Linked DNA regions of Mus musculus: regions 1 and 3 are each linked to region 2. Evidence: chromatin loops called from intact Hi-C (ENCODE). Cell type or tissue: heart. All regions are shown on one strand. Links, peaks and the distances in the headings refer to the core of each region. The heading gives the core; the rest is flanking DNA. Region 1 holds the start of Lrguk (leucine-rich repeats and guanylate kinase domain containing). Region 2 holds the start of Slc35b4 (solute carrier family 35, member B4). Region 3 holds the start of Chchd3 (coiled-coil-helix-coiled-coil-helix domain containing 3).

What was found. A loop is a pair of places that touch in the nucleus more often than their neighbours do. Peaks named below come from ENCODE experiments on the same cell type or tissue, not always from the same donor. Only the 100,000 strongest peaks of a DNase experiment are listed, where the experiment ranks them.
Region 1: it touches region 2 in a loop (3-fold over the local background); 2 of 42 quality-filtered maps call a loop at or near these places.
Region 3: it touches region 2 in a loop (8-fold over the local background); 8 of 42 quality-filtered maps call a loop at or near these places.

The regions. Positions count from the first base shown.
Region 1 is chr6:34,023,536-34,033,522 of GRCm38, forward strand. Lrguk (leucine-rich repeats and guanylate kinase domain containing) reads left to right here and starts at 5,913. Exons shown (of 20, transcript NM_028886.1): 1 at 5,913-6,218. The coding sequence starts at 5,922. Gm38786 (a long non-coding RNA gene) reads right to left here and starts at 6,189. Exons shown (of 4, transcript XR_868961.1): 1 at 6,105-6,189; 2 at 946-1,132; 3 at 709-839. In heart, for the core only: no CTCF peak of the experiment used is centred there; a DNase peak (open chromatin) is centred at 5,916; H3K4me3 peaks cover 1,343 bases; H3K27ac peaks cover 1,124 bases; H3K27me3 peaks cover 473 bases.
Region 2 is chr6:34,171,103-34,181,089 of GRCm38, forward strand. It overlaps Slc35b4 (solute carrier family 35, member B4), which reads right to left and starts at 5,952. Exons shown (of 10, transcript NM_021435.3): 1 at 5,676-5,952. The coding sequence starts at 5,752. It overlaps Gm13855 (a long non-coding RNA gene), which reads left to right and starts at 5,946. Exons shown (of 3, transcript XR_868963.3): 1 at 5,946-6,120; 2 at 7,103-7,262; 3 at 8,179-8,275. In heart, for the core only: no CTCF peak of the experiment used is centred there; a DNase peak (open chromatin) is centred at 5,949; H3K4me3 peaks cover 1,878 bases; H3K27ac peaks cover 793 bases.
Region 3 is chr6:33,054,987-33,064,973 of GRCm38, forward strand. Chchd3 (coiled-coil-helix-coiled-coil-helix domain containing 3) reads right to left here and starts at 5,274. Exons shown (of 8, transcript NM_025336.2): 1 at 5,014-5,274. The coding sequence starts at 5,094. In heart, for the core only: a CTCF peak has its summit at 5,488; DNase peaks (open chromatin) are centred at 4,495 and 5,345; H3K4me3 peaks cover 1,780 bases; H3K27ac peaks cover 1,080 bases.

The sequences.
Region 1 (9,987 bases), core at 1,238-9,237, 150 kb before region 2:
TGGGGGGAGAGGGGAAGGAGAGAGAGGGACAGAGAAAATAAGAAAGACAGGAAAAGAGAGAGAAAGAGACAGACTGACAGGGACACAGAGACACAGAGAATGAGAATGAAGAAGACAGAGATCGAGGGGGAGAGAGAGATCTGGAGTGGCTGGGGCCTTGCATGCTCCGCACTTGGCAAACCTGGTGCACCTGGGGGCGGTTGATGACCTAAGCTGCTGCTGCTAGGTCCCTGAGGTCAGGCCAGTGGAAATGCCTGATTGCTAACAATATCAAAGGCTGCTATGGCATTAGTTACTGGTGAGACTCGGGATTTTAAGCTCAGTCTGTTGGAAAGGACAGAGAAGCCCTGTTTGTATATCTGTTTCTGCTATCTGCTACCTTTCAAAACCCCAGAGGGCAGTGGCTTACAACCACTTGTTCTTCACCACAATTCTCCGAATTGTCTGGAAAGTTCTTTTGGGTCATTTTGATCCATAAATCTGAATCAGCTGGCAAGTCTTTTGGTACCAGATGGTCTACTCTGCCCACACTGGTGTATCTACTAATGGAAGGCCAGTGCCTGTGACCACAGGGGCTATTGGGCCCAGTGTTTCTTGCTATCCAGGAACTATCCCAAGTTTATTTCACATGATAGTCACAGAATCTCCAATAGCAATGAGAAAGAGCAGCCTCATGGGCAAGGATGTCCAAATCTCTGCTGGTCCTACATTCACTACAGTTCTGTTGTCCGATGTAGATGACAGGACCAAGCTCAGCGTCCAACACCATCACGGCAGGAAACTCAGCAGCAAGCACCAGGCTTAGTGACCGAATAGTGGAGAGCTCACATCTTGAACCACTGTCAAGAATCAGAGAAAGCAAACTGAGAAAGGCAACCATGGAAACCTCAAAGTCCATGTTGAGCGATTCAATTCCCCCAGCAAGGCCATACGTCCTAAACCTACCAAAACAGCACCACCAACTGGGGACCAAGTACTCAAATGTTGCAGCCTATGGGGACCATTCTCATTCAAACCATCACGGGACCTCGTCCCCGATTCTCCATCTTTTACCAGCCATTGTCCCTCCTATAGCTCTTCTTCTAGGAGTGAGTCTTGTCAGATTTCCCCATCCACATTGCGTGTCGCATTTCTAGAGAGAGGTACATATGTAAAACAATAAAATAATTAGAGAAGAGGAGGCCATGAATTTGAAAAGAAGTGGGAAGGCCATGGGAGGAACTGGAGGGGGGTAGAAATAATGTAAATATAGTACTCGAGTATAAAATTTCAAAATAAAATTTAAAAAATGTTTAAAAAATTTTAAAACCACATTAACACCATCTCCAAATATGTTAAGTGTTCCAATCTCAACATACTCAAGAAGAACTATTTTTTTCCAATACAAACTGGAGGCAGGGGAACAGAGCGTGTTGATACGTAGCCTTTCCTTGCTCAAGGCCCAAACTCCTGGGCTGATCTCTTGTTAAATCTAGGCAGCAGAGGACTCACCTTGCCTTCTCTCCACTCTCAACAAAGTAAGGTCTTACAGAGAGAGCTGGCTCCGGACAGAGAAAGATAGCATGCAGCTGCACTTAGGAAGTGAGGAGAAGACTTAATAGCACCGAGGAAAAGCCAGCAAGCAGCCAAGGCCAGGATCAGTAAACTCTCTCCAACATAGGGAAACTGTATTCTCTGCCAATAGCTTCCTTCCCTAGTGCCTCCTTGAGGAACTTACAAGACTTATGGTGCCACTGTTCTGTTTCCTAGCACAGTAGCAGACCATAACCGACTGCCTTAGCCTAGGCCACTCCACTTCCCTGGCCTGGGCATCTACGAATGCACGCATGCACATACGCATGCATGCCAGTCTTTTACCGTCCTGGTCTACAGGAAGCTATGGATAGATGGGTGCAATTGCTGGTGTTTTATACTAACTGGAAGAATTTCAACAAAGCATACCCTTTCCTCAAATTCTACCCTCTGTTTAGCGTCCTCTTTACCTGGTACCTTAGGGCTGCTATTGGTGTGGTGAAACACCATAACCAAAAGCAAGTTGGGAAGAAAAGGGTTTCTTTCAGCTTACAACTTTCAGGCCACACTCCATCGATGAGGGAAGTCAGGGCAGGTACCCAAGGCAAGGAATCAAGAGACAGGACCTGCAGCAGAAGCCATAGAGCTTACTGGCTAGTTCAGCTTGCATGAGCAGCTCAGGACCACTTGCCCAGGGGTGGCACCATCCCCCATGGGATGGGCCTTCCCACATCAACTATTAATCAAGACAATACCCCAGAGATTTGCCTGGGGCCCAATTTTACAGAAGTGTTTTCTCAGTTAAGATTCTCTCTTCCCAGAAATGACTAGGCTTGTGCCAAGTTGACAAAAACTAGCCCAGGTAAAACAACTTCCTTTATAAAGACAAAACCTTCTATTTTGATGTGCAGAATTCTAAAATAAGGTACCATAGTATATTTCCAACTTGGCAGGCACATTAGTGAAAAAACAAGACCAAAGCTGAGTACTGAGTACTCCGAACTCAGGCAGTCTGAGGAACGTCACTGTGCCTGGAGGGTCATTGATTCGCTCTGTAAAAAGTTGGTTCTCGGATAGACTTTTTGAGTCTAGTGTGTTGAGTGGATTCATTGTTCATACTGAAGAACCTTGACTGGCATGTTTGTTCGTGTAAAGATTTATTTATTTTATGTATGTGAGTATACTGTAGCTGTCTTCTGACACACCAGAAGACTGCATCAGATCCCATTAAATGGTTGTGAATCACCATGTGGTTGCTGGGAATTAAACTTGGGACCTCTGGAAGAACAGTCAGTGCTCTTACCCGCTGAGACATCTCTCCAGCTCCAACCAGTTTATTTTTATGATGAGTATTTTGGTGAAGTTTTATCTTGTTCTCTCTCTCTCTCTCTCTCTCTCTCTCTCTCTCTCTCTCTCTCCTCTCCTCTCCTCTCCTCTCTTTCTCTCCCCTGCTTGCTTGCTTTCTTTCTTTCTTTCTTTCTTTCTTTCTTTCTTTCTTTCTTTCCTTCCTTCTTTCTCTTTCTTTCTTTCTTTCTTTCTTTCTTTCTTTCTTTCTTTCTTTCTTTCTCTCCCTTTCCTTCCTTATTCTCTTTCTTTCTCTCTCTCCCCCTCCCTCCCTCTTTTTCTTCATTCTTTTTCTCTCTATCTCTTTCTTTCTTTCTGAAAAAGTTGTAGCTTTGGCAGTGCTGCTCAGTCTACATTAGGTGTCTTGCACTGTTCCCGACCCCCATCCTGCCTTAGGCCAATTGTTGACCTCCCTGGAGCTTCAGTGGACCGACCCATCAAGTGAAAGTAAAGGTAGGTATGGAGATAAAAAGGCCAAATACACATCAGTATCATAAGCCAATCGTTAGGTCTTAATATGTTGTAGTAAATTAGCCTGTTTTGTCTCTGAAAGGAATATTAAATATCAGCCTTCTCTACCAGCTCCTTTACAACTATAAAACCTGTGTTTAGGACAAGGAATTCAGATCTTTTATCTCTCCAACCCAGTAAGACTTTTACATAAACGTTTTAATAGCACCAACCCAGTAAGCCCCTGCTACATTCTCAGATTAAAGTCATTGACTTCCTTTCACCTTCATTTCTCTAGCTTTGATTTTAAAAAACTATCCAATCTTGAGAGCCTGAAGTCAGACTCCAGCCAGTGGAAAAAAGACAGTTGCCACCATCAAGTGGACTTCCTGTCTCTGTGCCTTCATTCTCTCTAAATCATCCTCCTGAAAAAGAGTAACATTTTGCTTTGTTGAGACGCTTCAGATGGAGTGGTGGGCTCTGTCTTTGGGACCTCAAAGTTACTTCGAACAGTCTCTAACTTAGCAAGTCTATGTCACAATTCCTTATCTTGTGGATTCTGAATATGGTTGCCATCTTTAACTCTGATTGACTTGAATAATTACTGATGTCATTTATTGTTTCTGCCACACTCCTTCCCATTTAGCTCCTGAGTAAACAACACAAAGACATCAGAATTCATTAACAAGCTACAAACCTAAACTGGGCAGGTTCTGACACTATGACAACCCAATGAGGCTATTAATAACCAGATGAATATACCCACTGCTTGCCAACTGAGTCTTGTTTTGTTTCATGTGTGGCCTCAGGGTGAGCTTCTCTTGGCCACATGATCATGGGCCATCCTGCCTCATGGAGTCCTCCTTCTTCCTTTACCTTTTTCCTTCTCCTTGTAGTCCCTACCTAAGACCCCCTACTCCATTTCAAGTTCTGCCTTCCTCTCTCTCCTTCCCAGTCTTGGGCTCTAGCCTTTTATTGTCCAAGCAGAGATTGGGGAGAATTCTTTATAGCACATTGGTCAATACAATGCCCACGTCTAGACTGAAATGTGACCTTGGGACACAGAACAAGCATCTGAATGCACAGTTCACGAGACCAACTCCAACAAATAAACTCTCCCCAGCCTGTTTCATTCTAGTCCTTGTAGGGCAAACATGTTTTTCATGTTTTGAAATTATTCTTTGACAGATCCTAACTCTACCATCAAACATTTTTCTCAGTAGATTGCCGTTAGCAAAGTTCCCTCTGCTACAAATGCTGATTAAGTTATTGAAGACACACATAGGGTTTGCGTTTTTATAATTTCTGCAAGAGCAGAGCGAACACTCTAGTCTTCTTAGTTAGGTGGATCCAGACCCTAAGGCAATGAGGTTGGAGAGAAATCCCTTGTCAAAATCGGTACCCACTAGGAAAAGAAATAACAGGCAAGGCAAACCTAGCAGAGAGATACTTTCATTGCGCCCTTTCCAGTTACGAGCCGCAAGATAATGAAGGAAGGTAATTCTGAAAGCTTTATGTCAGTTTTAATGGTCCCTCAAGCACTAAGAAAGATAATAGTCAATGGATGGTGTCCATAAGAATTTTTTCTCCTTTTCCCCTGACAGCCATTGATAGGATCATTTTGTATTTGTAATGGCTGTCACTGAAGCATGGAGAAATGGCCCAGTAAGGCCAGAGGATGAAGACAACTTCCCTGTCAGGATCTCTGTTGTCATTGCTATGGCAATAATAGTTGCTACAGTTCTCGTTCTGTTTTTCTATAGCATGTCTATTTTGTGGAGCTTAAGGCTATAGGATTTGGGTTTCATAAAATCACACTAGCAGAATGCCATGCCTTTTCTAATCCTTCAAGAAGAACATTTGATAAAACTATTCAGCAGGATGAAAATAATTACAGATGCAGGTCACTTGACTAATTATTGATGGAATACTAACCTCTTCACAGGGGTTCAGATACACTACAATTAGTTTGATTTATTTTCCTTTTCTCTCCTCCCTTTCCCTTCCTTCCCTTCCCCAATCTGCCCCTCTGGTCCCACTGCTAGCTTTTTTCTTCCCAAGGACCAGACTCAGAGTTGGACAGGTATGTAAATTAACTACAAATGAGCTCTTAAAATCCTTTGGTAGTTTCTCTTCATTATCTACAATGAAAGGAAAAGGAGAGGAGTCAGGTCTTTTCAATCTTCTATGTCACGGCCTCATCTCCTCCCACGGCGCTGTGCATAGTGTTAAATTTCATCTTTACTAGCTTTCCGACCGACAGAATTAGGGATGTCAAATGCTTCCAAAGTTCGATGGTGTGAATGAAGCCAGACTGGAGATGCTTGTGTGAATGTTATCAAATGTGAGGTGAACAAGCTCAAAGAAGGACAGGCAGCAAGAAGACAAAGAAAGTGGGTGGAGAAAAGGGATTAAAAGTACATGCAAAAAGGAACAACACTAGCCACTGAACGTAAAGAGGAAAATAAAAGAAGCAGCAGAACGCTGCAAAAGTGAACGCCAATGGAGACCTTGACAGAATGTGCAAGTACGGAAGCTTGGACTACAGCCCCCCAGAGTTCCTTGCAGCGCCGCGGGCCATGACGTCAGTCTCCTAGGCAACGCGTATAAACAAGATGGCGGCCTTCGAGCGAAATCCCTCGAGATGGAAAGGCACCCGTTTCAGGCGGGGTTTGGGCGCCTCTCGCATTGCAGCCCAGGCGATACTGTCGCTCACAGAAAAACAAAGTCAGGGCCGTTGGCCTTCTTTCCCCCTGGGTCTGAAGTCAAAAGGGACTTTCAGAAGCGCCTCCTCTTACCTCCTCCACCAGCTCATCCACCGCTCTCATGAGGCAGAAGCGGAGCAAGAAGAGAAGCAACAGGAGGACGGAGAATCTGAAGAGTCAGAGGAGTCCGAAATGCAGAATTTGGAGGTGTGCCTCCCCCCCTCCCCAACCCGCACCCCAGTCTCAGGCATCCTCCAGCCGCTCAACCTGGCTGCCTCAGCGGCAGCTTGCTTCTGCCTTCTCTAGCCCTGGGCTCAGCCCACTCCACTCTAGCCAGAGGGCAAGGGCTTTTCTTTGCTGCTTATTTTTATTCCCCCATTTCTCGTGTGCTTCACCTCCTGTCTTGGAGAAAGGGGGTGAAACCCTCCAAATATTTACTTTCTTTTCCTAGTTTCTTATCTGTCAGATTACACACTGTTATAACGGGGGGAAAAAAATCAGTGTACCAGTATGGGTTTAATGCTTTCAAAATTACGCATTGACAAAATTATGCGGGCCATTCATCTTCTTCCTTCCTCCAGGGTGGTTTAAAAAAAAATCCCAATGCTCTGCTGAAGACGAAATAATGTATACGTTTTATATGTTACTTCTGCTCGGGGTATTTGTGTGCCTATTTAAGCACTCCCACTCTTTCTGGTTAGAAGGGAGCCACAGCATGATCAGAGAGAGCCAGCTCACCCCTAGTTGGCAGAGTTTGGCTTATGGGGAGCGTTCCCAACGCTCTTAACTATTTTCCTAATCTCCTGATTCCACTTCCCTTCCCCACTTGACTGTATTCCCACACACCGACTGTCCTTCCTCATCCCTTCGCTTCCTTCCACCTTGCATTCCCTTACTCCTAGTATTGGCTTCTATTTATTGTGCTTTTTCAAAATCGTAGGTTGATCTGTTTCCCTCTCATACCCAGTTAGGCTTTTCTCTCTGTCATAGCTACTCAGAACCAACATCTTTCTTGATTTCACTTCTTGCCTTTTTTCGCTGCTCCCCCTTCTTTTCCCTCAGCTTCTTCACAAGCCACCTTTCTCCCCCTGTCAAACATGGCTCCTGGTTTGCCTTCTTTCTTGTCCTTCCTGCCTCTGACCTCCCGTTACTCCACTTCTGCCCTCCTTTCCCTGGGCTCTTGTCTCTAATGCCCTTTCCTGCACTTGGAATATTTGGCCTATTTCCCCCCTCATCCCTCTTTTTGTTTTTCCTAGTCTACATCTTTCTTCCTGGGCTGGTTGCATTCTAACGTTGCTTGAAGTTGGCTATAGCAGTGTGCTGGCAATGGCGTTCTTGCCATTCTCACCCGGCACTGAGAGGCAGAGATAGGGTGATTGTCGTGAGTTAGAGGTTAGCCTGGTCTACACACCCAGTTTCTGATTAGCTAGAAACACTGATAGAACCACACAGTGAGACCGTGCCTTAACAATAACGATGATGATGATGATGATGGTGATGCTGGTGATGATGATGAAGATAATGATAACAAACAACCAAAAAGGCCATCATTTATTTTATTCTCCCTTTGTTGGTTAATTTTCCACCTTCAGCTGAGACTACGACAAACCGTAGCTGTGTTTGTGCTCCTTCGAAATGTTTGTGTGGTTTCCACCATCTTCCACCCCAGAGGAATTCACAAATGAACCACCAGCATTACTTATGATTCTAATTAGCACAGGCTCCTTGGATATGAGTTCATTAGCGCCATCATTAATCTGTCTTCAGGATGCCATTAACAAGCCGTTAGAAGGGGTCCATCCAACTGGCTACCCCTTTCTGGTTTGGAGACTATGTTGAGAAAAAGTTTATTATTTCCTCCAGTTATATTCTAAATACTGATACTGACTTTTCACGGTATTGCATTTTAAAATGTGGAATGAGCTGAAAAGTTGTGAAGTATACGTTCTTGTTGAGTGGTTGATTTCCCGTTTCTCACCCTGATTCCAAGTAATCACGTGGTGGCCATATTCATCAGTGCAGCCTGCTTCAGACTGCAGAAGCCCTGATGACTTTAAGGGAAGCGGCTGAGACTGGCTGTTTGGAGCACAGCCTTTGTGATGAAAGGCTTGTGGCTGGGATGTGGGCTAGCCTTTGGTTAGTACCAAGATTCTGAATAAGTGATTTAGCTTATAATGTGCTTGAGAGTCCCCTCTGTCTCGTGGATAACTAAATGCTATCCTATATGTAAAATGCTTAGCATCGGGCCGGTGAGATAGCTTCTCATGTAAAGACATTCGCTGCCAAGCTTGATGACCTGAGTTCAACCCCCTTGACCCACATAGTGGAAGAAGAGACTTGACTCTCCAACGTGGTCCTATGACGTCCACATGTGTGCTGTGGCATGTGTGCATGTACACAATACACATACAAATAGAAAGTGTAGTAAAAATCCCAAACACTTAGCATAGTAGAGTCCTGATACTAAAAACAGTAATTCAGACATTTCTAATTGCTACCTGTAGCTTGTTAAAGTGGTTTTAGCCCTATGGAACGAACATTTACCAAGCAATTGCTTAATAGGAAACAGGAAACACTCTTTGACCGCGTCTCGACCCAACATTTGGTGCGTGAAAACTTCCCATTGCCAGTACCAGTCACTCAATGTGAGCCACAGTGCCTATTCACTGGGATAGTTACAGACTCCAAATTTAGTAAGAGACTACCGTAAAGTTTTCATCTGCTGGATAGAGTAGGCACTCAGAAGTTACAGATGGAATAAGTAAGTGATGGCAGTTAAAATAGAAGACGACGCTGTGACTGAGATGTGACGGAAGACATGCAGGGTCCATGCTCTCAGAGTGACACATGGGTATGTCACAGCAAGCAGCACCTGGAGTTTCATACACAGAGACAGGATCAGCTGCACTTGGGAGTTAAAACGTAAGAGCGGAACAAGCAGCTGAAGCTGGGGTAGGGCTAGGCTCTGGGCTGTGCACAGACACTCACTTGATACTGTAAGCAGTTCTCTGATGACCAGGTAAATTTAGGTGATAGGGTGGTATGTATTCTAGCAGTATCTATAGGGGAGCGGGGAGATTCCGGACTAAGGGAGTGCTTGGAACATAAAGTAGGTTAAAGATAAAACACTTACGATGAAACCATCACCAATTGGGTGTCAGAGACCTCATTGTCACTGTGAGACAGGACAGTGGGGGATACTGGGTCATGGCAAAGGGAATCAGAGACAGACGTTACTATATATTAAGGAATTGGGTTTAAGAATCATATGACTGAAAATCAGGGAGGAGGGATCTCAGAGGCAGAAGCTGTGGAGTTCATAGCTCTAGGTCTGTGAAATAGGCCAGGAAGGAAGGAAAAGCCAGGGAGAGGAGGGGAGGTGGGAAGGACAGCAGTATAGGAAAACAGATTCTTCGCTGATGTGCAGGTGAAGACGAGTGTGAGAAGGGACCAATCCAGAGGTGTAGGAGAAGAAGAGCTACATGCTAGCTGTATGATCACGCTCCGCTGGGGCAAGGACATCTCCAGAACAAGGAGCTGGGTTATTCTGCCAATAGGTCAAATGGGAAGAGGCCTGTTTGCCCATTGGCAGAAAGGTCTGATAACGTCTTCCAGGAACCTCGAGTGTGGAGCCTTGGCTTCGGAATCTGAGAGAACGCTGGCAGTTTTACCCACTCGATATCCACAGCTGTGGTGACCAACAGGCCTTCCTGAATAAGTAAGGAAATGGTGTCCTGTGCAGTCAGGTGACCTCTGGAGCTCTAGGTGGGAAGTTTGGGAGGAAGGCAGGATGCCTCCACCTCCCTCCCTCCTAGGTTTTACAAGACACTTCATACACAGGCATGAATGTCCTTCCTACTTGGGAGCAGCGTGGCAGGCATGGGACTTTTGCACACAGAACTTTTATTGACACATTCGATGTGTCCCAGACACCATGCCAAGGGCTTTCTATACATTGTCTCTTTAATTCTCCTTA
Region 2 (9,987 bases), core at 1,258-9,257:
TGAACACATGTCAGAAAGTTATTTCTGACATCCCTCCTGAGACGCTCTGAAAATCAGTCACAGGATCCGTTTTTTTTTAACTGCCCCTCCCCCAGTTCTGTTCTATCACTAAAGATGTCCCAGGTGAGCATCCAAATTCCCCCTAAGACTAGTATCAACCAGCTTTAGAGTCTGTCTTCATCTTAACCAGAGACACCCACCTGACACCACTGAACGAGGCTCATTAAAGCAGTTATACGTTAATACAGTGCTATCTATTAAAGTCAACTCCATTCTCTACTGGTGCTATGAATACTGAATACTAATGACAAGATATAAAAACTAGACACCTTGAACATGCAAGGTGTCCTAGTTAGGGTTATTATTGCCGTAATGAAACACCATGACCAAAGCAACTTGGAAAGAGAAGGTCTGTTGGGCTTACACATCCACATCACTGTTTGCTATTAAAGGAAGCCAGGGAGGAGCTCAAACAGAGCAGGAACCTGGAGGCAAGAACCGATGCAGAAGCCATGGATAGATACTGCTTACTGGCTTGGCCCCGTGACTAGCTCAGCCTGCTTCCTTATAGAACCCATGACCACCAGCCAAGGAATAGCACTATCCACAATGCACAGGGCCCTCCCCCCATTAATCACTAATTAAGAATTAAGAAAATGCCCTACAGATTTGTCTACAGTCCAATCTTATGAGAGCATTTTCTCAATCGAGGCTCCCTCTTTTCCAATAACCCTAGCTTGTATCAAGTTAACATAAAACTAGGCAGCACACTAGACGAGCACTCTCCCGCTGAGCTACATCCCCAGTGCAAACCCTTAACCGCACCCCTCATGCACAGTAAGAGGCAAGGAAGACAACATCTCCCAGAGCTAGGCTTGCCATCTGGAACACGTAGCTGTACTTAGAGCTCTGCTGCCGATGGAGGTTTCTCGAAACCTAACTGCTTTAGACACAGTTCAACAATTTGCCTTTCAGAGTTACTTGGTTCAAGAGACATGGCTAAACTTTGTAGGAATCCATAAATGATTGCATAAGACATTCATCTCATTCAAGCAAGAAGCTAATTAAAACCATTGGTTAATACAAGAGAGCAGACATTTAACTCTAGGCAGTCCAGGCTGATCTCTGGGAACCCACGGGTCAGGCTGAGCAGGGCAGTGCCAGCCTGTAAGCCTAGCACTGCGGGGGAGTGAAGCGGTGTTCTTCTCAAAATTATAAGGATAAAAAGGACGGGGGCTAGGGATATAGCTCAGCGGCTCTGCCAACTACTTACTCAGTGTGGAGGAAGAAGCCATGTTCCCAGAGAGGTTCACCCTCCCAGACCTGATTTCACTGTCCTGGGGTGGGGCCCTGGGAATCTAGACTTTCAAGGGTTCCCCCACTGGATCCTCACGGGAAAAGGGTGTGCCTGTACTTGTGTGTGCAAGAGCGTGTGTGTTCTGTGCGTTCGTGGCGGCACAGAGCTGAGAACGATGGTGCTCCACGTTGTTTCCTGCTGACATGCAAGAGCACCTTTGTCACTTACTGCGTGGTGTGGACGGTAGTAAACTTCTAAATGCCATTTTCTTTAAAATGGAGACAGTATGAGTGCTTCTCTCTCTGGTTTATTGTTGCACGGATGAACAGGTCCCAGGAAAGCACTTAACACAGTCTCTGCCACATACCAGAAAGGCAATTAGAACCAGGAAGATGACCAGCCAAGGCTCCTACACACAGAGAGGTCTTCAAAATAGTGACGGCTGTCTTTTCTCTGCCTCCCTTTTCTCGTGTGTGTGTGTGTGTGTGTGTGTGTACTGTGTGTTCATGTGTGCATATGGGTGTCTGCATGTGTGGGAGTGCATTTGTGAACATGTACATGTGTAAGCCTGAGGTGCTAATGTTGATGTCCAGAATCAGCCTTGCTGGTTCATCGTCCTCATTAGCTGAGGCAGGCTCTCAATCAAGGCCAGAACTCACAGAGATAGCCAGCCTGCTCTGGGATCGCCTGTCTCTGCCTTTCCAGGCTGGAATTACAGGCACTGCGTGTGAGTTCTGGGGATTAGCGCTCTAGCCCTCACTCTTGTACAATGAGCACTTTAACTGTAAGCCATCTCCTTAGCCCACTGGGTACCCTTTTAAACAATCACACGCAACACCTTTCCCCCCCCCCCTCCCTTTATAAAATGAAAACTATATACTGTTGCCAGGAGAACTCAGTAAGAAAATATGCATCAAGTGTCAAGCATCACACTGGTGTGTCAACACTTCTCTGGCTTTCCCTTCCAGTTTCTACTAAAAGCTTGGGTCAAAGCTCTTACAGGGTAGTTCCTGGGAAGCTACTCTGCACAGCGAAAAGGAGCTCCCAGCAGGCACGACCTGGATCCCTGCCCTCGAGAAAAAGAAAACAAGCACTTGGGAGCCAAGCATGAAAGCAGGAAGAACACAGTGCCATCATAAAATGCTCAGAAGATGGACAGTGTCCCTTTCATCTATGTGCGCGTGAGCTCGCACACGCGCGCGCACAGACACACACACACACACACACACACACACACACACACACGCACGGGAAAAGGGGGGGGGCAGAGAAAGGACAGCTGTCACTATTTTGAAGACTTCTAGCTGTGTAGGACCTACTTGGGGTGGGAGTAGGCACCACTTTAAGCAAATGTGCTCTGGCATGTTAGCATTTGTGTAAAAGATTTAAAAAGCTTAAGCGGTTTAGACTTGTATCCTTCATTTGATCTATTTTCCTTTACTTATCCACAGTTCATGGCTAAGGACATGGAGGTCACATGTACTGTGTTAGGTCAGACTGCATGGCTTGGGTTGGTATATCAGTGCTACTGTTACCAGGCTTTACATGGGCAACCATTACCACCATCTAACTTTAGGGTGCCCCAGAAGAAATCTCACCAGGAATCACATTCCTGTTCTCCCTCCCATGGGGTCCTCTGATAACTCTAGTCTACTTTTTGTCTTTGCATAGGAGGTGCGTGATGCCTTCCTACGATCCGACATTCAACACTCCTTTAAGCTAACTCGGAGAGCATCTTAGGGACACACTGCTGGCACGGCTCAAGGAAAAGGGTTCTGTTAGCTGGAATAAATCGCTTTAAAGCGAATAAATAAAGTTCTAATAAATAAAAACTTGAAATGCTTTCCCAGAATCTTTCCTTCTCTTAAGCTTTATTTAAGACTTATAATCATTAATTGCAGACACCTTCTCTTACTTAGGACTTTCTTTGGCAAAAATTCAAATTTCAATTAAAAAAAAAAAACAAACAAACAACCCAGCAACTTTGAAAGGAATGACTTGGGCAGACGTTTTCACCTCCTTTCTTTCCTGGATATAAAACTTTCTTATTGAATTCACCATCATGTCTTAAAGGGAAAAATAAAATCTTTCAGATTGTTATCCTGATGTTAAGACACACAATACCTTACCTGCTTCATTAGCTCTCTATGTGTATGTGTGTGTGTGTGTGTGTGTGTGTGTGTGTGTATAGCATATACACATATGTATCATGCTTTCAAGGTTGACCATAAGCTCCTTAAGAAGGGAATCAAGACCTCACTCACTACTGTGTAGCTGCTTACGCAGTGCACAAGGTTTGCACCTTATCACTGGCACCAATTCTAGGTCTACAAAGGTCAGCAAGAAGAAACTGAATCTGTTTTTCAACTGGGGGGGAAATGGCTCAACACTCCCTTCTTTCAACAAGTCTTTGCAGCCTTTGTATTTAGAGTTAACACCTGAGTGTTCCAAGGAAGCCATTTAAAAAGCACAGCTTCTGCTTTTCTGAGAAGTTTCTACGGTGATTTCTCAAGATTAAAGCCACAAATCTCAAGATCATATCTAGAAGGAACTTTAAAGGCTATCTGGACGAATCGGGTCGGCTTTCACGGCTCGACAGTGTGAAGAGTTTACTTAAGCAAATCAGGCATACGTTGTTATCAGTCTAATGTACTATACATTGCATTAATAAGCCCACTTCCTTACGTCTTAAGGAAAACCCTCAGTTGTATGCAAAAATGCAGATTTATATATATGTAAAGTTAAATAAGGAATTTGGATTCATTTACAAATTGATCCTAATAAAATTCTAAATAAAAGTTCCTATAAAGAATGAAAAGACTTTATAAAGAGAAAGGAATCCATTTCTGGATACACACAGAACTTTTCTGGACCCTCACAAAAACAACGTACGCCTGCACTGAGACAAATTGTAAGGGAGAAGGCTAGGGAAGTCACCAACGTGAGGTAGGCATTTCTCATTCACCTTCAAAATCCATGGGGATGAAGCTGTTATCACCCACCCCTCTGATGGTTGAGAAAAGTGTTTTAGCCAAGAGCTCACAAGCTAGAACACACAGGTTTCACATAATTTAGTGGCATATTCAATGCAATTATCTGACTTTGTTTCTATAGCTAGCCTGAATATATATCACTTTCTTATTTAAAAATATATTAAATAGATTGAATTCCAAAGTTTTCTGCCTTTGAAGTGTATCCAGAAACTTCTTTTTCATTTTCATCTTCCTGTCCACTCCCAAGACAATCGATCTTCATCAACACTCTGCATAATAAAACGGTAAGCTCTCTAAAAGCAAACTATAACACATACAGACTTGATCATAAATAAACTGCTTACTTCTGAAGGATTCAAACCAACAGTATCAAACAGGATAAATTTCCAACAGACATCACACCATGTTCAAAACTCAAGTTCAAAAATGGAAGGCATCTGGAAATGTTACTGGGCTAGGAGCTTAGACAGATACAGTCCAGCCCATTTTTGCTCTGCCACTTCCAAATAGTGAAAAGATGCCCAACTTTGCATCTGTTTCACTTTCAACAAAACAATGTAACTCTTGGTCACAGGGTTGCCCTAAGCAGTATATAGATAGAAACCTGTAGCTAGTGACTCTGAACTGAGTATTGAACTGTCTGAAAAAGGAGACCGAAGCTCCAAACCTTAAATAACTAACTGGAGCTGTTTAGTCCTAATCGTTTTCCAGTTCATCTCCTGTCTCTTTTCTAACTTCTGCCTACTGAACTTTGCACATAGTTACCCAACGTTATTTGCAAGACACCACACCACAAAGCCAATCCTGTTCCCAATCTACACTTCAAAGAGCACGCTTCTCAACGAAAGACTGTGATGTGCGAAATGCCCAGGGACCATGGTGACAGCTCAGTTGTTATCTGCACCACATCACTCACATATGAGTCTAAGCCAAGTGCTCACAACCATCTATCTCTACGACCAACAAAAACAAATGTTTCGCAAAACATGTCAACACACACACACACACACACACACACACACACACACACACAAAACTTTCTGTGAGAAAAGTTTTGCTCCAGACAGACACGTGTCATTCATTCACTGGTCAGCGAAAGGTGCTAGAGTTGGATGAGTAGTAGTTGGAGAGGGTGCTCCTAGAGACCTAGGATCGGTCACGTGAGAAAGTCTCCAGGCTTCAAACTCCCCAAAGTGTGGCTTGGAGATGCCGACAGCAGCACTCTGGATGTTCCTGTCACCTGGATGCTAACGAATGGAGGAGTGCCAGGGCTGCAGAGTAGCTGACTGCGTGGGTATCCCGTGCAGCGCACTAGGGAGGCGGCCAGGGCTAGCAACCCCGGACCAGCTTCGAGAACCCGGGCGCGGCCCGAGAGGGTCACTCACCGGGCCAGCAGCTCTAGGAAGATCACATTACTGCAGCAGCCTGCGAACACCAGGCCCACCGCGAAGGCCGGGCGCATGGCCGGTGCGGGGCACGGGGAGCCAGCGCGCAGAAAAAGCGCCCTTTCAGTTCGCTACCCTAGAAAATCCGCGCGCAACATCACCACCGCCAGCGGTTCCCTCCCTGAGGGCCGTCTTGATCAACTCTTCCTCCGCAGCTGCCACCGACGCGGCCAGACCAGGAGCTGTAGTTCTCAGTCATACCCGGTCCCATTCATTTGAGGGGGCGTCCTAGGGCTAACCAAACTACATGTCCCAGCAGACCGCGCGCCTTTACGGCAGGCGTGAAAAAAACAGGCAAGTTTCCCCCGAAGGCTCGCGTGAGTCGGTGTCGCACTGCCTTCTGGGAAATGAAGTCCCAATGCTGTTCGTGTTCAGTACCATAAAGGTTGGAATGGGATTCAACGAAATAGCTTGTGTGCTCCCTGTAACTGACTTCTCATTAGAGTATTCTAGCATCTGTAACAACTCACCTGCAACTGAGAGAATGTAGAAATTCCTGTAACATCTAAACCGAATTCTAGGACAACAGCGAACCTAAAAGTTTTGAGATTGAGCCTTGGCTTAAACTGCCTGTTTAGAGCATTGGCTTAGTACTCCACTCTCATCACAGGGGAAGATAGGCCTGTCTTACTAATAGTTGTTGTAGAATAGACTAATACAGTAAATGTATTGCTTTATGTCGTGATTTTTGTAGAGACACTGAACACATGTCTTGTGCTGGCATTTTGCCAGCTTAAGGTGCTCATTAAATATTGAATTTAACTGATAAAAGGCATTCTTTTTGCCATAGTTCTTGTTTCTAGTCTCCTTTGAAAGACAGACATTCCCAATTTCAGAATGCACTAGAGCTTATTGAAAATTCAAAGTTCAGGACCACAAATAAAAATTGTGCTCAGTAACCATCATTTAGAGCATGCAGGCGCCAGGATTCTGATGAGATCTCTGGGTCACAAGTTGGGGAAGCCACTGGCAAGTTAGTTGTGAATCTTGAGGAAAACTTCGGAGTGTTTATGTTTATCCCCTAAATTGCCTCCCATCATGTGGTGTCACTGCTGATGCAATCACACGTATGAAGGGGCACAGTTCTGAGCAGTAGCACTAGTCTTACATAATAGGAAGAAATAGGGCTGTTAATTCATCGCATCTATGAAAAACTGGTCTTGCTAGGTGTACAAACACAGAACACAAAGGCACTGGCCTATGTACATAGTTGATGGTCACCATGCAGTCTTTCTTGCTATTGCTGTTGAATCGGAGTGAACACCAAGAGGCTCAGTAACTGATGCCACAAGACTTCAGCTGAAGGGTAAAAGGCACGTGCTTCCTTTCAACACTTAAATGCTGACGTGAGCATTGTATGTGCGCAGCATATGTCTTTCAGGTGCGCTCAGAGGCCAGACAAAGGCATCCGATCTAGAGCTGGAGTTTCAGAGGTTGTAAGCCATTCCCTGAGTGCTCCAAGTTGAACCTGGGTTCTCTGCCAGAGCAGCCAGTGCTCTCAACCACAAAAGCATCTCTCCCATCCAGGTATGGCCAGTTTTGACTGGAGTGCTTGAACGTTGGCATTCTCAGAGTTTCCCCGGGTGATTTCTGTAGCTGAAGCTGAGAGCTGTTGAGGAAGGGGAAGTACTTAGAGGGACGGAGTCAGTGACATCAGTAGGTCATCTTTAAAGTGTCACCTCAGCCTGATTAAACTGAAATCCATAGGGAATGGAACCCAGGATCATCTGTCATTGAAACTCCAAGGCTGGGAAGCCTCACTTTGACTTAGTTCAGTTCTCAAGCCTGGCTACATGATAGAGCCACATGAGAGACTTTAACAATTTGCTGAACCACGAAACTAAGCCCAAAAATATCAGAGCCACTGCCAACCAAATAAGGAAGACACCTAAGTTTGATGTCTAAGCGGTGACATCTGTAGATGCTTCTGGCTAGAGAAAAGCTGAGCCTTAGCTCTGATTGGACTGGAGATTATTTCACGGCACACAAAGCTTCACTTCTCATCTACCGCTCCCATGCACACACCAAACTTGGAAGTACTTGAAGGGCGTTCTAATCATCTCTTCCTGAGTCTCAGATAAAAATCAAAACAGACTTAAGTAAATGAACGAAGAAGGAGTCTGAGTGTCTGCATATGCTCTGGATCTTCCTCCGTATTTCTGTCTTAACCTATCCCAGTTTTTAGTAAGAATATATTTACTATACATATCGATGACCTGGGCTCTTGTTCAAATGCTGACTCTGGGTTCTTCTACAAACTAAACACAGGTTAAACATTTCTAACAAGCTTTGAGTTCGTGCCAGGTCTCCTGGTCTGTGGGCCACACTCTAGTGAGTAGAAGACTATTCATTAACTCACTCTAGAAACTGCTCTATTCCTGCCCTCACTGGTTCAGAGAATTCAGGCCAACAAAACTATCTGTGAATTCCTTCTTCTCCTTAGCCTGCAAGCATGCTAAAGACCCAACCAGACCGAACCAGCTAACCAACCAGCCAACCAGCCAACCAGCCAACCAGCCAACCAGCCAACCAGCCAACCAGCCAACCAACCAGCAAAAAGCCCCACCAAAGCAAAAGAAAGAAAGAAGTAAGGAAAGTTTATTTTTCTTTTTCTTCATTTTAATGACAAATGTCTTCAAGTAGTAATGAATATTCTTAGTCTACTTTAAAATGCCTTTAATATATTTTTTAGAATTTCATACATGCATACAATTATTCAATCATACTTACCCCTCCCTCCTTCCTTAACTCTTCATGTATCCTGCACCTTAAAAGATTATTTTTCCGCCAGAGAAATGAGCAAATTCAAGCCCAATTAAAATATATATAAATACAGGCTTATTGGGAAACTGCTCTCGGGAGGCCAAGTACACTGGGCCCCAAAGTAGGAGGCTAGGGAAGTTGCCATGGGAAGGGAGAGAAAGGGGAAGGGGGAGAGAAAAAGAGAAAGTATGCTGGTAGAGAGAAGGAAAGAGGGAGGGGGAAAAGCTGAGACCAATGGATAATGAATAGAAAAACCTCCTAGGGAAGGACAGCCCAGCCCCTGGGCTGGAAAGTCCAGGGTTGGGGATGGGATATGCCCGGTAGGGACTGGGGGATGCTGGGAAAACCTGGAGGCCAGGTCTGCTTTGCTGTGTTAAATATGTACCTCCACCCCTTGTCCAGAGCATGAAACTCAGCACACTTGTCCCCCTTCCAACTTTGTATACTCTTATATGAAACCCATTGAAACACATTGATGCGATGCAGTCTACATATGAATGGTCAGGGGCCACCCACTAGGCATGATCAACATACCAGGGACAACACACCCAAGAAAAACTGACTACCCCTCTCCCAGCAGCCATCAACAGATGGTAACGCCTCAGCTAGAGGTGAAGGCTCTTGTGCCCCTAATCCACCAATGCTGGACTGTTGACTGGCTTCATCCTGTGCAGTTTTTGCAGGGAACCACAGCTGCTTTGAGTTCCGGAGAGCAATAATTCTGTCAAGTATAGAGGACACTGTTTCTCCTCAGACCTCCCCAATCTTTCTGTCACTTCTTCCACAATGTTCCCTGAGCTTTGTAGGTGGGGGGTGTGATATAAATGTCCCATTCTTGGCTGAGAACTCCACAGGCTTTCAGAAGTTTGACCAGTTTTGAGTGTTTAGCCACTGTCTCTTAGTCTGCTTTGTAAACCCTTCAATTAGCTTCTTAAATGCCTCAGATCAAAACCAGATTAAGGAAAGTAGTCTCAAGAGAGCCCTAATGACTTTATCAAGCATTTCCATCACCAGCTCATCTGACTTGGTCTCTCAGCTGCTTCTGACTTCATCTTGCTCCTGTTTCTAAGGCCAAGGCTATCAATTTCACTTTTAGTTCCTCAGATGAAGGGATGAGAGGAGAGCTGTACCTAACCTGTGCACATACATGGACTGGGCTGAGCCCGGAACATTTCTTTCTCTGTCCTGACTATCCCTGGGCATATGCCTGGAAACTTCTAGTCTCCATACCTTCTAATCTTCCAAGGTGACTGGTTCAATCTGGTTTCTCTTGTCTTCTGACTGAATTGCTCTTCCTGGCCTCATACTAACTCTGGCAATCTGTTCTAATCTTCTGGACCCTTCTCGTTCTCTGTGTCTAGCTTGTTTCCCCTGCCACTCGTGTTTGTGAAACTGTCCTGCTAAAACTGACACACACACACACACACACACACACACACACCTTCTCTCACAGTGTTGCTCTAAAGTAGCTTCTTCCTGTCTGCTCTCC
Region 3 (9,987 bases), core at 1,076-9,075, 1.1 Mb before region 2:
GGCTGATTCAGGGTCACGCTTCATTTCTTCTTCTACAGCAGAATTCCTGGGCCTGGGCCTTGAAGGTGCACTGGTAGCCTGCGGCTACAATCCTCCTCAACTCGAGCACTGTCAGCTGTCCCAGGTTATACAAACACAGCAGCCATTCTCTGCAGTCTTATCTGTAAACTCAGGTCTCACCTGATCTCCTCTGGGAAGAGGCACTCACTTGTAAGGCAGCAGACAAGACTGAAAGATGCTGACCAAGGTGATACACACAACCTGTAGCTGTAAACAGCTGAGCTCTTCTTCTCTGTGATGGAAACCAACCCAAAGTTGGATAGAGGTAGGAATCAAAAGCACAACATAAGCTTCAGTAAGAGCTGGACAAGCAGCCTCAATAAGAGGAAACTCTCCAGGAAACATAGTTGTCCTAAAAAAGGGCTCTGCCGTTAGAAAAGCCTTATCCCATCTGATATACTTACCTTCCAGGTGTCTTTGGAATCTCTATCTAGACAATACTAAATGTGAAGTAACAGCCCTCTACACATTTATTGATGCCACAAGCTATACCCATAGGCCTCTGGACTTTAGAGTCCATGGATTAATTCGATGTACACAAAACTGTGTGCTCACTGTATTGTTGAAGGCAGAGTCCATACCTTATAAAATTCACAGTGGCCTATGTATCTAAAGAACCACAATTACAATACGGGGCGATCAGACAAGCAGGCCTTTTGACAGAATTAGCTGGCTCACTCTGTCTACCTACCCTATTCAAAGACAGTTAAGCAGGCAGAGCTTGGCCAGTGGTTGACTCACACTGTGGCCTCCAAAGAGCATTATATATATATCAGCTAGTCACCCACTTAACTCTTCCCACCCACTATGCTTGGTCTTATCCAAAATTTACACAAACATACCACCCACTGATCCAGAACTCGGTATTTCTTCAGATACAGGAGGCTGAGTAAGAGGAACAAAGATAAAGTCTTCTGCCCTCTGAGAGGAAAGCTCAAGTTATCTTTGAGGTGGTAAATGTGGGAGTCACATGACACCGAACAGTTTACAACTTCAGCCCCTAACAGTTCTTTAGATGCCTTTAGATGTTTCTTATCAAATTGATTTAAAGAATACCGATGCAATTTTCTCTCTTGGTTTTCCCTCACAAAGGAACAGGTCATTTTCTGTGAGCACTAGCTCCCTGCTACTTTTTTAAGGTGTGACTCCCATAAACAAAAGAGGTGAAATGGGATGGCAGGGAAAACACAAAGACTCATTTCTGTAAAACATCTCCTTTTCAGTTCACATGTAGCTTGCTACTGTATTCTGAATCCTAGAAAGCTTAAGATGGCCCAAGACATTCACAGACCCTACAGCTGTAAGTAAGGGACCAATTCTCTATCAGCTAACTAAATCACTCAGTCCCTATGACTAACCAAATAAATGCATAACCCTCACTAACACTGAAGAACACTCTACAGCATCCCACATTAAGAAATCTCTTCAATTTGGGGCTCTCGACTACCATCATCTGCCAAAGCACATGGTGTGTTTCACGAAGGTGTGCATGGTGCTCTGAGTGACTCCTGTGAATGTCAGCTTGCAGCTTCAAGGCCAGCTGCAGAGATTCGTTATGCCAGAAACAGTGATAAGTATAACTTTGAAAATGATACTCATTGAAGTTGACATTTGCTCTGAAAGAGTTCACTCACAGCTCTGATGTTTTAGATAAAGTTATGAAAGGCCGGGTTCTGAGCACACTTTCTAAGCAGGCACAGCAGGTGGACACAAAAATCCTATTAAGCCCATGTAATGTGAGGCAATAAAAGTATGTGTTTTTCTATCACTAGAAAATTTATTTGAGACTTAGAGAGAGTGCAAGGCAAGAGGGCAATTCTTCATTCAGTTCATATGAGTAGTTCCATATGCAAAATTGAAATCAGGTATTAAGAATACAAGCTGTTTTACAGAGGGCAAAAAAAAAAAAAAAACACTAGCAACAGCTCAGAATAAGGGAAAAAGAGCATATATAATACCATAAAAAAGTAGTGCCTGCCAACAAGAAGAAACTTGAAACTTGACACTGTTTCAAGTTGTAGGCCCTTTGAGTACAAGCCATAAGCACCTCAGCAAGGAAAATATGGATACTCATGATCTATCAATAAACTCAGCGTACTTAGTGAGTTTTCTGTTGCTCACTAAATGCTATTCATTCTTATTAGGATAACTGAAGATGAAATTACTATCCTCGTCAATGAAACGGAACCCTAAACATTATAAAATTGATCAAAATTGGAAAACGCTTCTTCAGCCAAGTTTCATTAAGCCATAAAATCCAAAACTGAAGTTTGGGCCTCACCTGTCCATGTTTTAGCAACTGCCTGAAGACAAAGCCTTGCTTTCACGCTAAGAATACTGCTGTCGTGCCTAAAAGCAAAGCCAAGAAAAGCATCAAGGGCAGCTATGAGACGTTTACAAGGCTCAGACGGAATGGATGATCTCAGCGCTCAGTCTACCCTGTGCGGGTCTCTCACTGGAGTATAACATGCTCTCCTGTTTAGTTATTTTGGGTTGAAGCTTTAGCGGACTATGTGTACACACACACACACACACACACACACACACACACACACACACACACAGGAGACACACACATTAATATGCAGTTACAGTGAAACTCCAGAGAGGGAAATGCAATCAAAGATAACTTGTCCATGCCATAAGCTATACTAAATCCTACAAAGATCTGAACCCAGATTTGTTTGATTCCAATGCTCTTTCAAAGAACTTTGTAATTTTAAATGTGAAAGGAACCCTACCATAATGATGACCGCTTATTTATAAATCTACAAAGCAGCTTGGAAATATATAGATCAGTGGTACAGTGCTTGTCTAGCACATGGGAGGGCCTAAGTTTAATTCCCAGCACCTCAAATAATAATTAATAATAATGATGATAATCAACAGGTGTTTACATACCTTATCCTCTAATCCTAACCAAAGAAAGTGATAACATTCCACTTTAGGAATAAGGGTGTGCATCAGAGAAGCGACTTGTCCAGAGCCACAGGCTAATTAAAAATGTCAGCTTAATTCCAAGTTGGCTTTCTCCTGTCCATGACCTCAAGGAACCCAAAATGGCTCCAAGTCCTCCCAATTCAACAACATACCAGTTTTGAGAAAAGCTGCAAAAAAGCTATATTTTGTTCAAAAACAAAAACAAAAACAAAAAATAAAAAATAAAAAAATAACAATCTGACCGTGTCAAGAAGCCCACGAGACTTGTGAGCTAGAAAACAATAGAGATCCGAGAGATGTACGCAGCTCTACCAGTCTGAAGAACAAGAAAACTGAAGGAGAGAACGCTGGAGAAGATTACAGGCAATCCTTGAAAAGACCAGAAGCAGAGGAGAACCTTGCCAAGGGTGTTTGAAGAAGAGCTGCGTACAAATCAAAATAAGCCTGCCTGGGCCAGGACTGTAACAACAGAAATAAAATGTATCTGAAAAAGGAAATTTATGTCAAGTTGTATGGCTGAAAGACATAGTTGGGTTTTTCTTGTTTTGTTTTGTTTTTAAAGTTTACAGAAGCTCTTTAAAACAATCTTATCACTTGAATGGAATACATATCCCTGTTGCCCTGCCTATCACTCTACCCTATCTGATATTGTATCTAAATCTCTATGCTGTGCCCAAACTCATACAGTTTGTGTCACTGGCCTGTCTGTGATGAAACATGAGGAGAAAGACTTAATGCATTGTTCTAAACAGTTTTTTCATCTGAAATTTACTTTCCTTTTTTTTTTTTTTTTTTTAAGTTTTCAACATTCTAAGCCTTTTATCGACTTTCTTTTCCTTTCTTTTTTGGTTTTTTTTTTTCCCTCCACCTCTGTACAAAACTCAAGTATGCAGTAATTCTTATCTTACTACAAAAACTACCAACTAAACCACAGCAGGCAAAGGGCTCTATCACTAGTAGAGTGAGAATTGCTGGTCACAGACTCAAAAACTCAGTTCAACAGTCTGGGGTTTCTAATCAATAAAACTTTAATAAGTTCTTTTCAAAGTAACAAATTTCAAAGGAAAAAGTTTTCAAGCAGTTGAAATGTTTTTAAGTTTTTATTTCCTTGTAACTCTTACATAGTTAATTAAGAGTAGTTGTGTAAAAGCAGTAGACAGAAAATATAAAGTACTCTAAAACCTTCTGAAGTCATAGTGCTCTATTTACTAGATACAAGTAAGTGTACTTCCCAAAGCATGAAGCTCCAAAGTCGAGGCAAAGGAGAATATTAAAGTTGTTAGTGTGTATACTAACGCCCTAGAGGAAATTCAAGTTTTCAGTTCATGTATCAAGTACATGCAGAGGGCATTTAATAAGTCTCTATAACGATCCCTTAGAAGTTGTCTCAGTTCTACAACCTTGAAGGCCTGCAAACCGACCTCCGCCCCTAGCAGGCTGGCAGTTATAGGCCTGTATAGTCCAACTGGGTCAGGTTCATAACTTGGGCCAACAAACCACAGGGGAGGCGCCTGGGAAAACGAAATTATCAGGTGGAAGGGAAAGAGCCAGAAGCCAGAAATTAGCAGCAGGGTCAGGAATGACTTGAATGGTAATACCAGAAGAGGGGCAGGGAATAACAGAGGCAAAGAAGAGTAATCCTTAAAACACCAATTCACTCTGAGAAAGAACTGTGCGTGGAAAAGAAGGGCTTGGGTCCTGTACAGGAGGCACACGGACCAGCACAGTGAAGCAAGAGTTTTAATAAAGTCCTGCAACTAGTGAGCAAGGACGACCGTGGTGACCCGGCACCACCACCCCGGCACAGTGCATGGCTCCTGGCACACAACCAAGAACTTTCTCTGAATGGAGGTTCGGAGTCTTGAAACTACGAGCTTCTTCCCAGAGACCCAGACTTCTAGCGGGACAGCAGGGCGGGCCGAGAGCGGAGAAAGCAGGTGCAGCTGTCCCAGGCACATTTCAGCGTTGGGATCCGAGGTCAAAGGCTGCCCTCCGCCCGCCCACGGCACTCACCCGGATGCCCTTCACCACGGTGATGTTCTCGTTCTCGTCCGCCTCGAAGGTGACCCGGCGGGTGCTAGCGGTCCCGCCCATGGCTCCTGCTTCTGTCCCCGCAGAGTCTGGAGCGTGGACCTACGAGCACGTCAGGACCCACGCGCACACTTGCGCGTGAAAGCCCTGGACGCTTCTCTTGCAGGGCAGGAGCAAGGCCACGACCCCAAAAAAGAAGCAAGGAGAAGGCGCCGGTCCCAAAAGCCCGCCTCCTCCGGTCACGTGCCAGAAGTAGGCCGCTTCGGGTTAGCCCGAGAAGCAAACTGCCCGCCTCTTATCAGAAGGTGCACTAGGATTGGCTGGATTGGACCCGGATGCTATGGCAACAGGTGGTGCTTAATAGGGCTTCCGGAGCCTCTGAGAATAATGGGAATTGTAGTCTCGATCCGGAGCGATAGGTGCTGTGACAGGTCTCACTCCCTAAACTGTAAAGTGAACCGAGCATTCTGGGAGTTGTAGTCTTGACAGCCCTGAAGGCCTCCTTCTGGTCTACTTTCAAAAAAGTTGGTTCACCCAACCAGCTTGTTTTGCAGTTGACTCTAGAACCTTAGGTAAGTTAGGTAAATACAGGCTCTCAAAGCTAGATATGGAAGATGCACTCCCCTAAACAAACAACTTGTATATTCCAATTCACAAACCTGTAACAACTAAACTTAGCATTTTGCCACTTAGTCTTTTAAAGGGGCCGAGACTACATATGCCTATGTTCCTATCTTATGACTTTGGTATTTGTCAGTCTGTATGAAATGCAACTTTTAATGTAGGGCTTTCAAATCTACATGCAAAAATGCACAGGAAAAATTATTTACACAAAGATACAGACAGAACACTGCTTCTCGTGTTTGTGTCTCTTATTCACTTACATAAGTTAGATCACAGGATGATTAGACAGAGGAAAATGGTCCGTTCATGGAGGAGTTATAGCAGCGTTAGACAAAGTAGAGATGATCTGTTTTGGAAAGTTTCTAGCTTGGTACTTTACCTCCAAGAAGTCTAAAAATGTTAGGATAACCACACACACAGTTTCAGTTTTGTTGTTATTTGGTTATTTGGTTGATTTTAGGGTTTTTTTGTTTTGCTTTTTTGTTTGTTTGTTTGTTTGTTTGCTGTCAAACACTGTTGCTAAAAGTACAGTATGATCTTAGATTTATGGAGCCAGAGAAATACCCTTTCATTTAGAAATTAGATGGATGGGACTACTGATGTAGCTCAGTTGTCTATGCAATGCCCCAGGCCTGAGCTATGTGAAGGAGGAGAAAAAACAAGAGGGAAGAAGAAGAGTGGGGCAGAAGGGGGATGGGAGGGGAGGGGACAGAACTAGCTGAACAAAAATACCTTTTTCAATTTGCCCTTCTCAACATTAAAAGACAGAGAATACAGCATACCATGGCATCCTCCTAGGCCAAAGGGATCCACAATGTTGAAGAAATATTTTTGAGCTTCAGTTATTTGTCAGCATGTCAGAATCTGTAGCGCAAGACACTATGTCCCTCCCGCTGCTATATCCCAGCATATAGCAGCAGTGCCCTTCATCTCATTGTGTCGTTCTTTTCAACACATGTGCTCTAAATCACATGATATTCTCCTGCAGTTCTGAAACTGCCTGCCCCTGTCTGCGTCCTCCCATTACATCACAGTTGAGCTTGCTTCTCTTGAGAACCCAGATACACAGGGATTGCCGTTCCTTACATCGGGTCCTCCCCATCCATAAACACAATCACCTCACTTCCTACCCCATAGACGGCGTGTATTGAAGGGTGTTTCATAAAGCAGTTGCTCGGTCTATATTTACAAAATTAGAGGCTTCCATACGGAGAGTGAGGAGATACAAATAACACTTGTTAATGAGGATGAAGACCAAGGCTGAGAAGGCAATGGATGCCTTCCATCAGAGCACCAAAAGCATCCGGTGCTCTCCTCAGCAAAGGACCCAGAATACTTCCCAACTCCTAGTGTGTTTCAAGCAACACTAAGTAGATCTTCTTTTTAAAAAATTTAATGTATCGCCGGGCGTGGTGGTGCACGCCTTTAATCCCAGCACTCGGGAGGCAGAGGCAGGCGAATTTCTGAGTTCGAGGCCAGCCTGGTCTACAAAGTGAGTGCCAGGACAGCCAGGGCTACACAGAGAAACCCTGTCTCGAAAAACCAAAAAAAAAAATTTAATGTATCTTATGGGGATGTTGGGGGATACCCACAGTGACAATACAGTTCTCCCCAGGCCAGTTCCAGGTACATCGTCCCTACCATCTCTTCCTAAACTCTTGAGAACCAATGGTCTCCCCTTCGCTCTGTCTATAGCTTCTTCATGGCCATCTACTCCAAAGGCAGCATTCTCAAGCCAAAAACATAGGTTGGCTCAAATGAAAAACAAAACTCAAACTTGAACCTCTTAGATTCTCTCTCCCTTTTCTCTATTTTTGGCATCAAGTCCTCAAGTTTCACTGTGAAATTCACAGTACAAGAGGAAAAGCAGAGCAGCCTGGATAATGAGTTTGAACTCGGAATCATCACGGCAGACTAGAGAGAGGTAACACGGGGACTGTAAGCAAAATAAAAACATCCAGATGGAAAGAAAGAAGTAAAACTGCCTCCATCACACATGACATGATCTTATAAATAGAAAAACATCTCAAAGAATCTACTAAAAAAACAGTAATTTTTTTTTAAAGTTCAGCAAGGTTTCAGAATATAAGTTCAAAAAACTTCTTGTGTATCTCTATACACTACAACTAGCAAGCCAGAAATGAAATGAAGATATCCAGTCCATCAGGAATAGCATCACAAATAGCTCAAATGTCCACTTATTGATAAATGGATAAACATGACTCAGCATTTCCAGATAATGGAATAGTATTGAATAATAAAAAGGTACAAAGTGCTGGGATATGCTACGATATGGAAGAACCACAATGTTATGTGATAACATGAAACATTGTGACAGGGGCTGGAGGGAAGGCTCAGTAGTTAAGAGCCTTTAATGCTCAGGTTCAGTTCCCAGAACCCATGTGACAGCTCATAACTGCTAGTAACTCCAGTTCTCAAGGACAAGACCCGTCTTTGGAGCTCTGCAGGCACCAGGCATACACTTGGAACACAGACAGACAGACAGACAGACAGACAGACAGAATACATACATGATATAAATAAATGTATTTTAACTCTTCCCAAGAAAAACCCCAGACACAGAAAGACTGTATATTATGTGATCCCATTTAAGTGAAGTGTGCAGAATAAGCAAATCTATGGAACGCAAAAGTAGACTGGGTTTAGGGGCCTTGGAACACAGACAGACAGGTGAGTGGAAGATGGAGTTATAATTGGTACAATGTTTCATTGCAGAGCTGTTGATAGAAACAGGCTAAAATTAGTTTATGGTGAGGGTTCTACAGCCCTACCAATACACTAAAAATGACTGTTTTGTGCACTTAATCTTTTTTGACATGTAAGTTTCACATTAACAAAGGACAGAAATGTATTTATCATTCAATAAAGTCAAATGGGAAAGGTTTTTAATAAAAAAAGGTGGGACTTGAGACAGAGATCAGTGGCAGAGCATTTGGCTAGCATGGACAAAGCTCTAGTCTCAGCATCAAAAAGAGTGTGCTGAGCAAGGAGCTGGCTGTAACCATAAGGACCCAAGTTTGAATCTCCCAGCACCCACATAAGAAGCTAGGAGACAGGTGAGCACTGTGGTGCAGTTCCTAGGGCTCCTCAGTCTGCCAGTTCATCTCAAAGGATGAGGTCAGTGAAGAGACCTTGTCTCATAATCTAAAGTAGAGAAGCTGAGGAAGACATCGTGTTATCAAATGCTGGCCTCCGTATGTACCCATACAGGCTCGCCCCTCCTCCCCTCTCTCTCTTCCTCTCCCATTGCTGCTGCTGCTGCTGCTGCTGCTGATGATGATGATGATGATGCCACTGCCACCATACTACAACTATGGTTACCTGAACAACATCAAATCAATCAAAATTCCAGCATGGGTGATGAAGGGCTCATGAGGACCGAGAGAAGGAGCTATTGGCAAGTGATGGTTTCAAGGGAAGGTAGAGTCCTTTTTCCTCGGTTGAGTGGCCCTAGGTATATTGCCCACAGTCCACTTAGATAGCCTCACCGCTATGTGCATGATGACAACCCTAACTGGACTCAGTGAGTTATACATTTTTTCAAAAAGAATTATTTTTGAAATAGGACATGAAATCTGAAGGGTATAGCTAAAGGTGGAGAGTAGGAGATAACTATGATCAAAATACATTGTATAGGTGTAAAATAACAAAGAATATATAAAAATGAGGAACTTTGATTAGTGGAATAAAAGTCTATGGGGAGACCAGCATGAAGTGAGTTACAGCTTAGTCCCACACCTCAAGATACTCATGCCTCCAGAGGTTTCCAGAGGTCTCCAGAGGTTTCTGCCGGGCGATGGTGGCGCACGCCTTTAATCCCAGCACTCAGGAGGCAGAGACAGGCAGATTTCTGAGTTCGAGGCCAGCCTGGTCTACAAAGTGAGTTCCAGGATAGCCAGGGCTATACAGAGAAACCCTATCTCGAAAAACCAAAAGAAGAAGAAGAAGAAGAAGAAGAAGAAGAAGAAGAAGAAGAAGAAGAGGAGGAGGAGGAGGAGGAGGAGGAGGAGGAGGAGGAGGAGGAGGAGGAGGAGGAGGAGGAGGAGGAGGAGGAGGAGGGGGAGGAGGAGGAGAAGAGGAGGAGGGGGAGGAGGAGGAAGATGATGATGATGATGTTCGTCTTAACTAGGCTCCTGCTTGCCCTCCAGCTCCTCTCTACCTGCTCCTGGCATAACAATAGCTTCACCAAAGGCTCTTCCTAAGTATATTCCTACCCAAACATCAACAGAGCAACCCAGGACTCCCCTCAGCCTCCATCCCAGAAACAGGAGTCCTAAGGAAGAGTGGCAGAGAACAACACTGTCCTTGGTA